Linked DNA regions of Homo sapiens: region 1 is linked to region 2. A link is an interaction called in ENCODE POLR2A ChIA-PET data of the cell type or tissue named here. Cell type or tissue: CD4-positive, alpha-beta T cell. All regions are shown on one strand. Each heading gives the region's core, and the rest is flanking DNA. Links, peaks and the distances in the headings are about the cores only. Region 1 overlaps ADK (adenosine kinase). Region 2 overlaps ADK (adenosine kinase).

Region 1 (2,817 bases), core at 87-2,586, 150 kb after region 2:
TAAGACTTATGTTGTGGCTTAATATGTACTCTATCCTGAAGCATGTTTCATGTTCAATTGAGAAGAATGTGTAATCTTCAGCCGCTGGATAGAATGTTCTGTAAATGTCTGTTAGGCCTATTTGGTCAAGAGTGCAGTTTAAACCTAATGTTTCTTTTTTGGTTTTCTGTCTGGATAATGTTTCTGTTGCTTAAGTGGGGTGCTGAAGTTTCCTACTAGGTAGAGGATCAGAAAAAATAAATATTACATACTCAGCTTAGTATCTGGGTGATGAAATAATCTGTACAACAAACCCCCATGACACAACCTGTACATGTAACAAACCTGCACATGTACCGCTGAACCTAAAATAAAAGTTAAAAAAAAAAGTTGTCTACTATGATTGTTTTGTACTCTATCTTTCCCTTTAGATTTATTGATATTTGCTTATATCAGGTTATTTTAATCTAGTAACAACTTAACTTTGATTGCTAAAAATGTTTAATAAACACTGTGTACTTTAACTCCTCTTTTTCTCTCACATTTTGAATTTTTTTCTGAGATACAGTCTCACTCTGTCACCCAGGCTGGAGTGCAGTGGTATGATCTCAGCTCACTGCAACCTCCACCTCCCGGGTTCAAGCGATTCTCATGCCTCAGCCACCCAAGTAGCTGGGATTACAGGTGTGCACCACCTTGCTCAGGCAATTTTTGTATTTTTAGTAGAGACGGGGTTTCACCATGTTGCCCAGGCTGGTCTTGAACTCCTGACCTCAAGTGATCTGCCTGCCTCGGCCTCCCGAAGTGCTGGGATTATAAGCATGAGCCAACTTGTCCAGCCACATATTTTGAATTTTTGATGTTACAACTTACAACTTTTAAAACTGCATATCCCACTATCAATTGTTGTAGTTATAATTATTTTTAATAGTTTTATCTTTAATCTTCATATTAAAGATATAAGAGGTTTACATACTATGCTTACAATAGGCCGAATAGCCACTTCCCACTCATTTTTTCCACCATAGAAAACTTGCATCCAGGGGACTTCTGCATATGTGGGCTTAGGGGAAGGGTGTTGCAGTCAAAGCACCATTTCCCTTACTGTCTGATATGGTTTGGCTCTGTGTCCCCACCCAAACCTCATCTCTAGTTGTAATCCCCATAATCCCCACATGTTGAGGGAGGGATCTGGTGGGAGGTGATTGGATCATGGGGGTGGTTTCCCCCATGCTGTTCTCATGATAGTGAGTAAGTTCTTACAAATCTGATGGTTTTATAAGTGTTTGGCAGTTCCTCCTTCACTCTCTGTCTTTTTCTCCTGCCACCATGTGAAGAAGGTCTTTACTTCCCCTTTGCGTTCCAGCGTGATTGTAAGTTTTCCAAGGCCTCCCCAGTCATACAGAACTGTGAGTCAGTTAAACCTCTTTTCTTTATAAATTACTCAGTCTTGGATATTTCTTTATAGCAGCGTGAAAATGGACTAATACACTGTTCTCAGATTTTTCTCAGCTCTGTGGTACAATGAGACACCATCCTGAGTTCCAAGAGATCCAGGGTAGTCGTCTTGCCACTGAGAAGATACTAATTGTGACAAGTTAATGGGTGCAGCACACCAGCATGGCACATGTATACATATGTAACTAACCTGCACATTGTGTACATGTACCCTAGAACTTAAAGTATAATAATAATAAAATAAAATAAAAATAAAATAAAATCTAATCTTCTGTGCAGGCAAAAAAAAAAAAAAAAAAAAAAAAGAAATTCTATAGGGTGTGGAGAACCAGACAACAATTCCTACCCTTCCATTTTGCAAGCATCACTCTGCCATATTTTTTAAAGAATAATGTTTTTAGAGTATTTGTGTTCTTTGGTACTTTTGCTGCTGAGATTCTTGGGATAACAAAGTAAAAAACCAAATAGTCTAGATTGTAACATACCACAGTGATTTGGGGCAAGAAGGATGTGCAGTAGAATTAAGCCAAGCTGGGCAAGTATGAACTTGGGACTGTCACCAAACTCTGTCTCATTCTTTTCTCCTTATTTAATTCTTTCCATATCAAGCATTTACAACCCACTATGTAGAGGTCCATACACCTTGGCTTATAGACTTCACTTGGTAGTTACTGTTGCCCACCTATCTATTAACCAGAATTTTCATTTAAAAATCTCTACATAAAAATTAGCAGTTATGCAGTGGAGTTTTCAAATAAGGAAGAAGATTGGTTGGATGGATGGATGTTAGGTGACCACTGGGAAACTATGGTTTTAGAACGAGTAGCTGGTAGGTTGCAGGTGGCATGTATTTTAATACATGTAGCAGAAAACTGAAAATTTATGAGCATTTTAGAAATTAGAGCTCTGTCAAAATAAGAGAAAAACTTAGATTTAATTTTATAAAAGCAGTACTAATGACTTTATGAAGATGGCATATGATTTATGTATGTATGAACAATTATATGTATCATTAAATAGATCAGATAAATTTTTTGTTCTTTTAAGAATAATAGGCCAGATGTGATGGCTCACGCTTATAATCCCAGCACTTTGAGAAGCCAAGGCCAGAGGATCAGTTGAGCTCAGGAGTTCAAGACCAGCCTGGGCAACATGACAAAACCCTGTCTCTACAAATAATAAAAAAAAAAAAATTAGCCAGGCACGGTGGTACATGCCTGTCATCCCAGCTAGTCAGGAAGCTGAGGTGCAAGAATTGCTTGAGCCTGGGAGGTTGAAGCTGTAGTGAGCCATGATTCTGCCACTGCATTCCAGCCTAGGCAACAGAGCTAGACCCTGTCTCAAAACCAAATAATAATTTTTTAAATATTTATTATCTAA
Region 2 (2,817 bases), core at 222-2,721:
TACTGGATCTTGTGTCCAAAGTAAAGTGAAATGTCCTACTTAGACCTAGTGGTAGAGCCTAAGATAGAATTTAGACCTTCTGACTCCTAATTTATGTATTTTTCACTGAGCAACACTATTTCAAAATTCCCCTCTGAATATTGCCTTGTTTTCCTAACATCAGTGTCTAGTCTGGTTTTGGGCATCGCTTACAGCTTGGGTTTGCGCCAGGGAAGACTAGGAAATGGAGTTGGGGAATATTTGTTGTAGAGCTAATGAGCCCTATTCTTTGGTCTGCCCAGATAGGTCAGGTTTGGTCTAAAACTATTCTGGGACTCTGGACATCACTGTGCCCTACATGATGATTCTGGAACCCACTTTTGTGGGTTAAGCCTACATTGGAAAATTTATGTGGGCAGTGGGTGGGGTCGTGGGGTATTTTCCTTCTAACACTCGAAACTTTTTGAGGTATGTCCAATAGAATCTGCCAAGCCACTCAGAACATTCATATGGAGACTAAAATCTGGCTAAGATTGAAACTGTCTTTGTTGAGTTGGTTTCTTTAGAGCCTTAAAGTTTTCAAACTCATTTTTACCTGTGTTTTTAAAATACGAATTGTAAATTCACATTACTGCACAATTTTTTTTATGCTGTGGGATGTTTTTAGAGAGGTAAGTGAGCTTTTAAACTAAAATTGTTTCATTTATGGAATATTTTGAAGAAGTAAAACAGAAATCTTTTTATTTATTTATTTATTTATTTATTTATTTATTTTTGAGACACAGTTATACTCTTATTGCCCAGGCTGGAGTGCAATGGCACAATATCTGCTCACTGCAACCTCCGCCTCCCGGGTTCAAGCAATTATCCTCTCTCAGCCTCCTGAGTAGCTGGAATTACAGGCACATGCCACCATGCCCGGCTAATTTTTGTATTTTTAGTAGAGATGGGGTTTCATCGTATTGGTCAGGCTGGCCTCGAACTTCTGACCTCAGGTGATTCTCCTGCCTTGGCCTCCCAAAGTGCTCACAGGCATGAGCTACCGTGCCGGCCAGGAATCTTTTATGTGCAACGTTGTCAGCTGTTAATGCTCCTATTTATGAATAGGTCACCTTTGTTTGAAAAAAGCGTACAAGGTTTTCTAACTCCAAATCTTTCCAGCCACAATATTGCTACGTTAAGCAGAACTGTCAAAGATAAAACTTGAACCAAAGTGATTTTCTAGACTGTTTGAATGTTAACCCTTTCCTGCAATATTGGTTAACAGTCACGTCTCCCTACCTCTTCATACCTCCTTGGTTTTATTTTATTATTTTTATTTTTTGAGGCACGGTCTTGCCCTGTTGCCCTTGCTGGAGTGTGGTGGCATGAACACAGTTCACTGCAACGTCAACCTCTGGGCTTAAGTGATCCTACCACCTCAGCCTCCTGAGCAGCTGGGAGTAGTCCCACTTGTAGTCCCTACAGTCCCACCTGTAGTCCTGTAGTCCCACCTTTGTATTTTTTGTAGAGATGGGGTTTAACCATATTGTCCAGGCTGGCTTTGAACTCCTGAGCTCAAGTGATCCACCTGCTTTGACCTCACAAAGTGCTGGGCCTCCCAAAATGCTGGGATTACAGGCATGAGCCGCTGTGCCCAGCCACATCCTTGGTTTTAAATTGTTATTTAAAAAATACTGTTGCTGGGCACGGTGGCACATGCCTATAATCTCAGCACTCCGGGAGGCCGAGGTGGGAGGATCACTTTGAGGCCAGGAGTTCAAGGCCAGCCTGGGCAATATGATAAAACCCCGTCTCTACAAAAAATACGAAAATTTGCAGGGTATGATGGTATTGTGCCTGTAGTCCCAGCTACTTCAGAAGCTGAGTCAGGAGGATCCCTTGATCCTGTAATGAAATATACTATTTTTTTTTTTTTGAGATGGAGTTTTGCTCTTGCTGCCCAGGCTGGAGTGCAGTGGCGCCATCTTGGCTCACCGCAACCTCCACTTCCCAGGTTCAAGCAATTCACCTGACACAGCCTCCCTAGTAGCTGGGATTACAAGCGTGTGCCACCACACCTGGCTGATTTTGCATTTTTAGTAGAGATGGGGTTTCTCCATGTTGGTCAGGCTGGTCTCGAACCCAGCCTCAGCTTACCCACCCACCTCGGCCTCCCAAAGTGCTGGGATTATAGGCACAAGCCACCACGCCTGGCCATGAAATATACTACTAATAAAATAAAATACTGTGATAAAACATAAATAAACATTTTTATTTTTTACTTTTTACTTTTTTAGCTGGCATTCTGGTCTGAGATTATTTTATTTTATTTTTATTTTATTCGAGACAGAGTCTCGCTCTGTCACCCAGGCTGGAGTGCAGTGGCACAATCTCAGCTCACCGCAACCTCCGCCTCCCGGATTCAAGCAATTCTCCCTGCCTCAGCCTCCCGAGTAGCTGGGATTACAGGTGCCCACCACCACGCCCTGCCAATTTTTGTATTTTTAGTAGAGACGGGGTTTCACAATGTTGGCAAGGCTGGTCTTGAACTCCTGACCTCAGGTGATCCACCCACCTTGGCCTCCCAAAATGCTGGGACTACAGGTGTGAGCCACTGTGCCCGGCAGAGATTTTTATTTTTTAAATGGCAAAGCTAGGTTATGAACAGGATGACCATATGTTCCAGTTTGCCCAGGACAATTCTGGATCATGCCTGTTATCCTGACATTATTATTTATTATTATTTTTTCTTTTGTAGACACAGGGTCTTGCTCTGCTGCCCAGCTGGAGTGCAGTAGTGCAATCATGGCTCACTGTAACCTTGAAATCCTGGGCTCAAGTGATCCTCCCACCTCA

Evidence for each region. Peaks named below come from ENCODE experiments on the same cell type or tissue, not always from the same donor. Only the 100,000 strongest peaks of a DNase experiment are listed, where the experiment ranks them.
Region 1: POLR2A ChIA-PET joins it to region 2 with 8 read pairs; 5 of 35 experiments call an interaction of 5 or more read pairs at or near these places.

Annotation. Positions count from the first base shown.
Region 1 is chr10:74,327,389-74,330,205 of GRCh38, forward strand. All of the region lies in intron 4 of ADK (adenosine kinase), which reads left to right. Among named protein-coding and RNA genes, the nearest start is that of ADK, 180 kb to the left of the region's middle. In CD4-positive, alpha-beta T cell, for the core only: no CTCF peak of the experiment used is centred there; a DNase peak (open chromatin) is centred at 1,323.
Region 2 is chr10:74,181,631-74,184,447 of GRCh38, forward strand. All of the region lies in intron 1 of ADK (adenosine kinase), which reads left to right. Among named protein-coding and RNA genes, the nearest start is that of ADK, 32 kb to the left of the region's middle. In CD4-positive, alpha-beta T cell, for the core only: no CTCF peak of the experiment used is centred there; no DNase peak of the experiment used is centred there.